3 separate regions of the Homo sapiens genome follow, and all the other regions are linked to region 2. The links are chromatin contacts, found by Hi-C or POLR2A ChIA-PET in ENCODE. All regions are on one chromosome and are shown on one strand. The core of a region is the stretch at or near the end of the contact, and the rest is flanking DNA. Distances in the headings are between cores, read along the strand shown. Region 1 holds the start of FLNB-AS1 (FLNB antisense RNA 1). Region 2 holds the start of APPL1 (adaptor protein, phosphotyrosine interacting with PH domain and leucine zipper 1). Region 3 holds the start of FLNB (filamin B).

Region 1 (2,700 bases), core at 47-2,546, 940 kb before region 2:
AGGCAGGCAAAATTCCCTACACCTCATTTCTGGATTTCTGCACCACACAGCTCTCACTGTTTCTGCCAATGGTGAAAAGACCACCAATAAGCTGCTGCCCTTCTCTCCCCCAACCATTCCCAACTTTCAGGCCAAAGACCCGCAGGAGTTTCATTCTGTCCTGTCTGTACAGATCATTATTTTCCAGAAAAAGTGACCCATGAAGTTGGCTGGGGCGGGTGTGGAGTGTTATGTCATGGGACGGACCTTGGGATGAGGGCGTTAATCCATGGGCCCCTCTGAGATCACTTTAAACATTTTGGTAAGACTGCCCAGGCTGATGAAGGGCTGGAGCGTGTGTTAAAAACAAGGGCTAGTGTTGGTTAAAAGGGATCTTTGGCAAGTGGGAAACTGCTCGCCACTGCAGAATTTCTTCAGACCAAGGAAGGGACTGAAACGGACTTGGAAAACTAAAGCAAAACCATGACTGCCGGGATGGTCTCGTGTGGTGATTCTGCAAGAAATAATCACCAGAGCGAGGGGACAGGTACTTGAGAGACATGTGGGCCTGGCTGCCACTCTGCCCTCTGAGTTTCTGTAGGGTGCCCGGCTGCCACTCTGCCCTCTGAGAAGTGTAAGAAGGCCACAGAGCATGGGGGTGTTGGCGATGAGGAGCGGTAAAGCAGTGCTAGTGATCTAATAGCCAAATACATTAACACGGACACTGGAAGAGATTAAGCGGATTTTAAGTCATCTCCTTTGCCAAATGACAACCAAACTAGGTGTCCCCTTTTTCTCTGCCCATCTTCCCCTAGCCTTGTTTCATAAATGCTGAAGAGTGAACCAGCAGCTCAGGCTAGCCAGTTTTGTTTTTTTGAAATGTCAGTCTCATTGTGTTCCTGGTCTGTCTGCTGCAGTGGCTGGTCTGTTCCACCAAGAGTTCTGGTTTGCACCTAGTGTACTCAGGATCTTCTCAGCCCCCTGAACAAGCTTGCATTTCTTAAGATTCTCCAATATGTCCCTCAAGAGTCCAGTCTAGGACTTATTTCTGAAGGCATTTTACAACAGCAATATTTTAGGGATGGGGTTTCAGCCCCACAAACAGGCTGGAGGGCTTTGTATAAAATGAATTACAAACAAGCAACAAAAGCAACCACAAGAACTCTCTCCAGGATTTGAGAAAACTGTTTTAAGGCACTGTGACATGAAAAGGGCTGCCAGGGATGTGTTCCTCCCCCCACTTCACAGCCAGCACATAATCGCCCCTCTCCTTGACGACGTATGTGACGTTGTATTGCTGGTTGCCTACATGCTTCATGGAGACCTCCTCGCAGGGGGTGGTGGGCCCATGGACCCCGATCAGCAGCATGTTGGAGCCTAGGAGGCAAAAGGTGGTTACTCCACCCGGATGCATCAGGACAGGCACAGGAAGAAGAGGAAATATGAGAGCCAAAGGTAAGGTGCTTCCACGATAATGCTGGGGCCCCTAAGAGGTGGGAGAGCGTGGCAATTACAAGCAGAGGCTCATAGAGCCTGACGGTGTGGGTTCGAATCCCTGCCCTGCCACTTGCTACCTGGGTGACCTTGGACTGGAATCTCACCTCTCCCTAGCTCAGCTTCCCCATCTGTAAACAGGGAATGAGAACAGCACATACCTCACGAACTAGTTGTGAGGTTTAAGAGTTATGGGTGTCAAAACCTAGCACACAGTAAGGGCTATTCTAAGTGTTGGCTATGAGAATCTTCTTGTTTACTCTCACAAGCACCTTAAGGAAGGTACTTCCGAGAAGAGGAAACTGACTTTTGGAAAGAGATTTAATAACTTTCCAAGGTCACATGGCTAAATAAGTTTTAGAACAAACGAATGAATGAATGAAGTGGCGGTACTAGGTTTCCAGCCCAGGTGTACTGGATGCCAGAACCCAGGCAACCGACCCTTGAAACCCAAATAAATACCCAAGTTCAAAAGGCAAAAGAGAAGGAAATCATTTAAAAATATTAAGTGCAGGAGAACAGGGTCATGACGATGGTTACTTGCAAACGGCTGGCCTACATGGGGGTGGGCACTGCAGGAGACCTCAGCAGGGAAGGCCAGTGTACCCAGGGTGCCCAGCCTGCCCCTGCCCCACCCCACCCTTGAAAAGGCCCAGACACCTACCAGCTTTGCTGCAGTCCACCAGGAAGGAACTCTTCTGGCCCACAAAGGCCTTTGAGAGCCCTGCCCCCTTAGAGGTCACCTTGCTGGCGTCCGAGGATGCCTTGGGAATGGCGCTATAGCAGGTCTCTGTAGACGACCTGGTCACTGACTCCACCAGGATGGATGAGGTCTCGTTGGCTGAGCCAGGGCTAACTAGACGCTGGCCTAAGATACAGGAGGGAGGGGGACAGGCATGAATGGCCAGATCAAGAGGGGTCTCTCAGCCAGAGGACAGGCGAGTACCCTACACAGTAACCCCAGGAGAGCCCGCGCACCCCAACACAAAAGCCACCACACCTGTATCTCACACCCATAATGTCTTCTAAACCCCTAGGATCCCACCCCCATACAACTAGGATCTGGCTTTCTGGGCAAATGGATGAGTCTGGCCTTGGCTGACAAGGCCAAGGACCCTCCCAATCCCCCCACCCCCTACCCACCAAAGATGTGCCTGTGGAATTCACATCTTTCTATTGACATAAAATAGTCTATGTATAAGCAGTGTAAAAGTTTGGGATGACATA
Region 2 (2,763 bases), core at 178-2,677:
TGGCAGTCAAGATAAACCAAATGTGAGTTTCTCTTTTTGTCACTATCAGCTGTTAAGAGTACATTAGCAGCAGGCAACTGGCCTGTGAAGATAACTTTCAGAATAAAAAAGAACAAATCAATTCTACAATCAGAGCCCCATTTCAACTTGGCAATTAACATTGGCACAAAATCCATGGCAGAAGTGCCATCCAGGAAAAGGAGATCTAGACCTCTTCTGCTTTTCTTCTTTGGGGGCCATGTTCAACTGTAAAGACACACGAAATGGTGCAACTGCATTTCTAAATCAGCAACAATTCAGAAATGTTTCATTCTAAATAGTGTCCAACCAGCAACACCGTCTTAAACCGTTTAAATTATCGTGTAAAACGGCTTAGAGATGAAGTTTTCCCTATGCAAGTTACAGCCCCTGCCAACATTTTAAAAAATATAGCTGCTTTCATTCTGCAGTACTGAAAACATATTAAATGGTTACATTTTCCAAAACTGTCTTAAGCTAGAGCAACCACATCAGCATCATTCCGACGCACAGAACACAGGGCTTTTATTTTGATGAGTTTATTAAGGCCAAGTCTGCAGGGAGCAGCGCAGCAGTCGCGGAGCGGCGAAGGCACCGTCCATCCCTCGCCGTGCACAGCTCGAGTGACAGCGACCACAGTCACGGCCGCGACACGGGCACATTCGGCGGGGAGAGCGGTCTTGGGCTCCGGGACCCGTCACGGGCTTTGCCATTAGGGCTCCACACACAACCTTACAGCCTCTCCCAAAGAAAAACGATCCATTTCCTTCCTTAGCTTGCTGAGCCTCGGAAATCATTAAATAAGACTATCGGGGTTTCTCTCCCTTCTGCAATTTTTCTGAAGAGGTTCTCAGGGAGAAAATTCCAGGATCGAGATTTGGCACCTCACATCACCGCGATAAAAACGGCGCCTTTCGTCAAATAAAAAGGACCCGCGCGCGTACGTGACCGCCCGGCCCACGAGCACCAGCGGCTCGGTCTCCGCCTGCGGCCCTCGGCCCAGCCGAGCAGGCCCACGCGGGCCTTGGGCGGCGGGCCCAGCCTCCACAACTCCGGGCGCGGCCTGCGACGGGCGGTGACCTAGGGCGGCGGCGGCCCCCACCTGGGCCGGGGCGGGCACCTGCGGGAGCCGCGGAGGCGCCAGACCTGGGGTCGGCCAGCTGGGCTCTCCCTCGTCGCCCACCAGCTCCCGCGCCTCACCTGCGGGCTGTCCTCCAGCGTCTCCTCGATGGGCAGCTTGTCGATCCCCGGCATCGTGGCGGAGGGAGGGCGGTGGCAGGAGACGCAGCTGCCGCCCACAGCTCCCCGCGCCGGCCCGCCCGCCGCAGCTGACCCCGGCCCGCCCTCTCCGGCAAGGGCTGCAGCCGTCCCCGCCCGCACAGCCTTCTCCAGGCGCCGAGCGGCCGTGCGGGAAATCCCGCCCCCTCGGCCTCCCTGCCCCGCCTCCCGGCGCGTCCATTGGCTCCCGGGGACGCCCATCCGCGCTGCGGCGGTGGTCGGGAGGTTCCCGTGCGGCGCTAGGCTCTCCCGCGAGCGCGGGCGTCGGAAGCGGCGGAGGTGGCAGTGTCTGCCCTGGGATGGCCTTCCCTGCACGCGCGCGTTTGTATCTAAATCGCAGGGGACCGTCTCTTCCTCAGCTTGCCGGCGCGAGGAGCCAGAGCCTCGAGTTAGGGCCACACGGGGGAATTTGGGGCGGGTTGACTTTTCCCGCAACATATTTTGTCAGAGACCTTGGAGAAAGTCCTACTGCTGGCGCCTTTTAGTTTCCTCAGATGATAACATTCCCAACTCCGCTCGAAGCGTCCAGTCTTAATCCCCTCCAGCAGAATGGTGCTGACTAACTCAGATGTCTGAGATCCGCAGCTGTGTCAATAATAGGGCTTTCTGGCAAACTTGTGAACGTAGGCTCGAAATTGTTTTTCTGGACGCTTGAATATCAGTATATTCAGTTGAAAACATGTGATTTTGTTGCCAGTTTATCAGTTCCTACCTGGCCTCCCGAGGTCAGTCCTTCAGGACTGACGCTGCAACTCCAACTCCCATGTTTCTTTTAAATCACAAAGGAAAATATCTTTTAAAAATCAGGATACACTGATTAATTATGTTAGTAACTAATTGGCATTTGTTGAATCAAAAAGTTTTGGAAGCGTTAAATAGTTTTAGCCTCTAATTTTACAATAAAGTGAAGCTCAAAGTTGGGAATTTGACCGGATGAGGGCTACAAGCCTATCCTTTCCTCCTCCCTCTTCATCTTTCCCAACCTGTCACCCTGGCTCGTTTATGTCTCTGTATAGTTGTAGGCTTTCATCATTATACAGAGAAAATAACAAAGTAAGTAGTGTCTTCTAAACATCTAGCCATTAATTCCACCAATCCATTCCATTTTCATTCAAGAAATACCAGAGATGCTGAGTAAAGATTAATTAGCTGCCTGGTTCCACAGATACATGGGAACAAATCCAGAATAGTAGTAGCTCAAATCCAAATATAGTAACAAATAGAAGTTATATATTTTAAACGAAAATAGTAGATTTTCCCATGATCTCTTGAAAGAAAAATAAAATTATATTTTTAAAGTTTTGTTGAGTAGACTTGCATTGTAGTTTTACGGAATTATTTTTAGTGTTACAATCTTTAAAAGTTTTCCCCTTAGATTGTTTATCAGCCAGTCTCTCTCTCCCGAAGAGTTCTTTAGTTTTTGAGGAAGTTGATTTGGAGGCAGTTCTTACAATGAGTTAAGGGTTC
Region 3 (2,700 bases), core at 148-2,647, 780 kb before region 2:
ATTCCCTCCCTCCTTTCAGGAAGACCCTGGTGTAGGTTTGGGAGAGGAGAGGAAAACAAAGCCTCCTTCTAACTGTTGCCCACTTCCTTCAGTTCTCAGCTGGGCCCTACTTGCTGACCTTGGACAGGTCAATTAACCCTCCGGACCCCCTTATCTGTAAAATGGGTCTAGCCTCACCCCAGATGGCAGGATGCGTAGGGACGGAGATAACTTAGAAGGCTGACGGTACACAGTGGACGCTAGTTGGGCTCCCTACAAGACAGCAATTACTGTTACCACCACCATCTCTAAATTATAACTTCGGCAGCAAGGAGTGGGTTCAACCTGCGGCGCGCGGCCAGAGCTGAGCTGGGAGCAGAGAGAGCGAGGACACACACCCGCGCCTACCCTTGCAACCTCGGGGCCCACACCCATTCCAGCGACGGCAGGGGAAGGTACCAGGTCTCTGTCTCCACCTGGGCAGGGAGGCCCCAGGCGCAGAGAACGGTTCCTCCTCAGGTCTCACGGCCCGGCCTCCGAGCCAACGCCCATTCAGCTGCCTCTGAGAGCACCAACCTGGGCGCAGCAGGGAGAGCACTCCGCGGAGCATCTGACCCTAGGGCCCGCCCCCGGGGACAGCGAACGAGGGTTTCTAGTCCCCTAGCTCCCATAGGGGCGCCCCAGGTGTAGAGAAATGCAACAACTCCACCTCTCCTCCTGTGACCCCAGCCCAAACCCTCAACCCTTAGCCAGCCAAAGGTGCACTGCTGGGGCGGATGGCGGGGAGCGATCACAACAGGTCCCATCCCAGGGGAAGACACCGGGGAGGGGGTCTAGGCCCCCTATAACCCACCCCTGGGGACGACTCCCCCTTATCTCCGAGGTGGGGGCGCGCTGCGGGAAATCCTCGCCCTCCGCAGGGGTGCACGCGCGGGGGCGGGTCGGCACCACAGTGGGCGCCTGGGCCCGGCCAGAGAACTCACCGATGGACACGAGCTTGATGCTCTCACGGTCCAGGAACTCGAGCGCCACGGACACATTCTCGAGCTGCATCTGGCGAAAGGTGGGCCGCTGATGGTACTTGCGGTACATGCGCTTCTGGCTGAGCACCTCGAGCAGCGCGATGAGCCGCAGCCCGTCGCTCAGGTCGGTCTGCAGGTTGCCGATGCGTTTGTTCACGCACTTGAGGTGCTCGTTGCACCAGCGTGTGAACGTGTTCTGCTGGATCTTCTTCCAAGGCGCGTCCTCAGCTAGATCCTTCTCGGTTACCGGCATCCTGGTGGCGGGGAGAGCGCAATGCGCAACGAGCTGCCGGGGACTGGTGTTTGGAGGCCCAAGGGCCGAAGGAGCGAGAACCGAAGCGGAGCGGGAGCGGGGTTCGAACTTGCTGCTACCGGAGCCACGGCCGGTGCTGCTCTGCGGCCGCCCGCCCCTGGCCGCGCGAGGCGCCTGGCCCCGCGCCTGCGCGCTGAGCCGCCCCGCCCCCAAGCCCCGCCCCGTCCCGACCCTCCCGCGGGAGTTCCTGGGCCACGCTCGCCTCCTGCCGCCTGCCGCAGGCACTGCGCCCCACTGCGTCCTGGGACCCGCGCTCGAAGCCCACCACCCCAGCAGGATGTAGGGCTGCCTGAATCACCCGGTCAGCCCCGGGGTGGGGGGACCCGCGGGGGCTGGGAGCCGGACAGAATGGGTCGGGCCTCAGTGGGACTTGCGGGAGGGGCGCGCGGGGCGGAGGTCTTCATCCACATATAGATTGAATAAAATTCAGTAAGGGCTTTTATTGAGCTCCGCCTGTGTACCAGCCATTCTTCTCAGAGCCTGCTAACCAGTAGTAAATCAGACAAACGTATTGCACAACCTCAAGGAGTTCACACAGCCTAATGGAAGAGAAAAGTGTAATTCCACCATAACCAACAGCCCAGTAGTGGTGGTAAAAATGAACAATAAGGCTTGTTGCATGTCTTAGTTTCCAGTTACTGCTGTAACAAGTTACCAAAACTTAGTGTCTTTGAAAACACACACCCACAAATGTATTATCCTTCAGTTCTGTAGGTTCGATGGCCCACACAGGTCTTGCTGAGCTAAAAACAAAGTGTTGGCAGGATGCATTCCCTTCTGGAGGCTGTAGGGAAGAATCTGTTTCCTTGTGTTTTCTAACTTCCAGAAGCTGCCTGCGCGCCTGACTCCTGCCCCTTTTCTCTGTGAAAGCCTGCAATGGGCTGGGCACAATGGCTCACACCTGTAATCCCAGCACTTTGGGAGGCCAAGGTGGGTGGATCACCTGAGGTCAGGAGTTCGAGACCAGCCTGGCCAACATGGTAAAACCCCATCTCTACTTAAAATACAAAAATTAGCCAGGTGTGGTGGCGCGTACCTGTAATCCCAGCTACTGGGAAGGCTGAGATAGGAGAATCGCTTGAACCTGGGAGGCAGAGGTTACAGTGAGCTGAGATGGTGCCATTGCACTCCAGCCTGGGCGACAGAGCAAAACTCCGTCTCAAAAAAAAAAAAAAAAAAAAAAAAAACAGAAAAGCAAGCCTGCAATGTCAGGTGGAGTCTCTCAGACCTCAGACAGTCCTCTCTCCATAGGCACATCTTCCTTTTTTTTTTTTTTCCTGCGATGGAGTCTTACTCCGTTGCCCAGGCTAGAGTCCAGTGGTGCAATCTCGGCTCACTGCAACCTCCTCCTCCTGGGTTCAAGCAATTCTCTTGCCTCAACCTCCT

The links. Hi-C counts contacts between places; a loop is a spot of excess contacts on that map. ChIA-PET counts read pairs that join two places held with the same protein, here RNA polymerase II (POLR2A). Pooled maps may share reads with other maps.
Region 1: a map of ascending aorta shows a loop between it and region 2 (3-fold over the local background). The contact joins the promoter of FLNB-AS1 here to the promoter of APPL1 in region 2. A Hi-C loop is called at or near these places in 1 of 168 maps with a recorded cell type or tissue (ascending aorta) and 2 of 50 pooled maps. POLR2A ChIA-PET finds 5 or more read pairs at or near these places in 1 of 52 experiments (endothelial cell of umbilical vein).
Region 3: a loop to region 2 is called in a pooled map, with 6 times the contacts of the local background. The contact joins the promoter of FLNB here to the promoter of APPL1 in region 2. A Hi-C loop is called at or near these places in 5 of 50 pooled maps. POLR2A ChIA-PET finds 5 or more read pairs at or near these places in 2 of 52 experiments (CD4-positive, alpha-beta T cell and SK-N-SH).

The regions. Positions count from the first base shown.
Region 1 is chr3:58,169,231-58,171,930 of GRCh38, reverse strand. It overlaps FLNB-AS1 (FLNB antisense RNA 1), which reads left to right and starts at 1,296. Exons shown (of 2, transcript NR_135534.1): 1 at 1,296-1,434. FLNB (filamin B) reads right to left here. Exons shown (of 46, transcript NM_001457.4): 45 at 2,138-2,341; 46 at 1-1,356. The coding sequence ends at 1,169. LOC124909485 reads right to left here and starts at 154. Exons shown (of 6, transcript XM_047449435.1): 1 at 58-154. The coding sequence starts at 154.
Region 2 is chr3:57,226,393-57,229,155 of GRCh38, reverse strand. APPL1 (adaptor protein, phosphotyrosine interacting with PH domain and leucine zipper 1) reads right to left here and starts at 1,427. Exons shown (of 22, transcript NM_012096.3): 1 at 1,219-1,427. The coding sequence starts at 1,272. It also overlaps a transcript of HESX1 not described here. RefSeq lists a silencer at 970-1,629.
Region 3 is chr3:58,007,119-58,009,818 of GRCh38, reverse strand. It overlaps FLNB (filamin B), which reads right to left and starts at 1,397. Exons shown (of 46, transcript NM_001457.4): 1 at 963-1,397. The coding sequence starts at 1,254.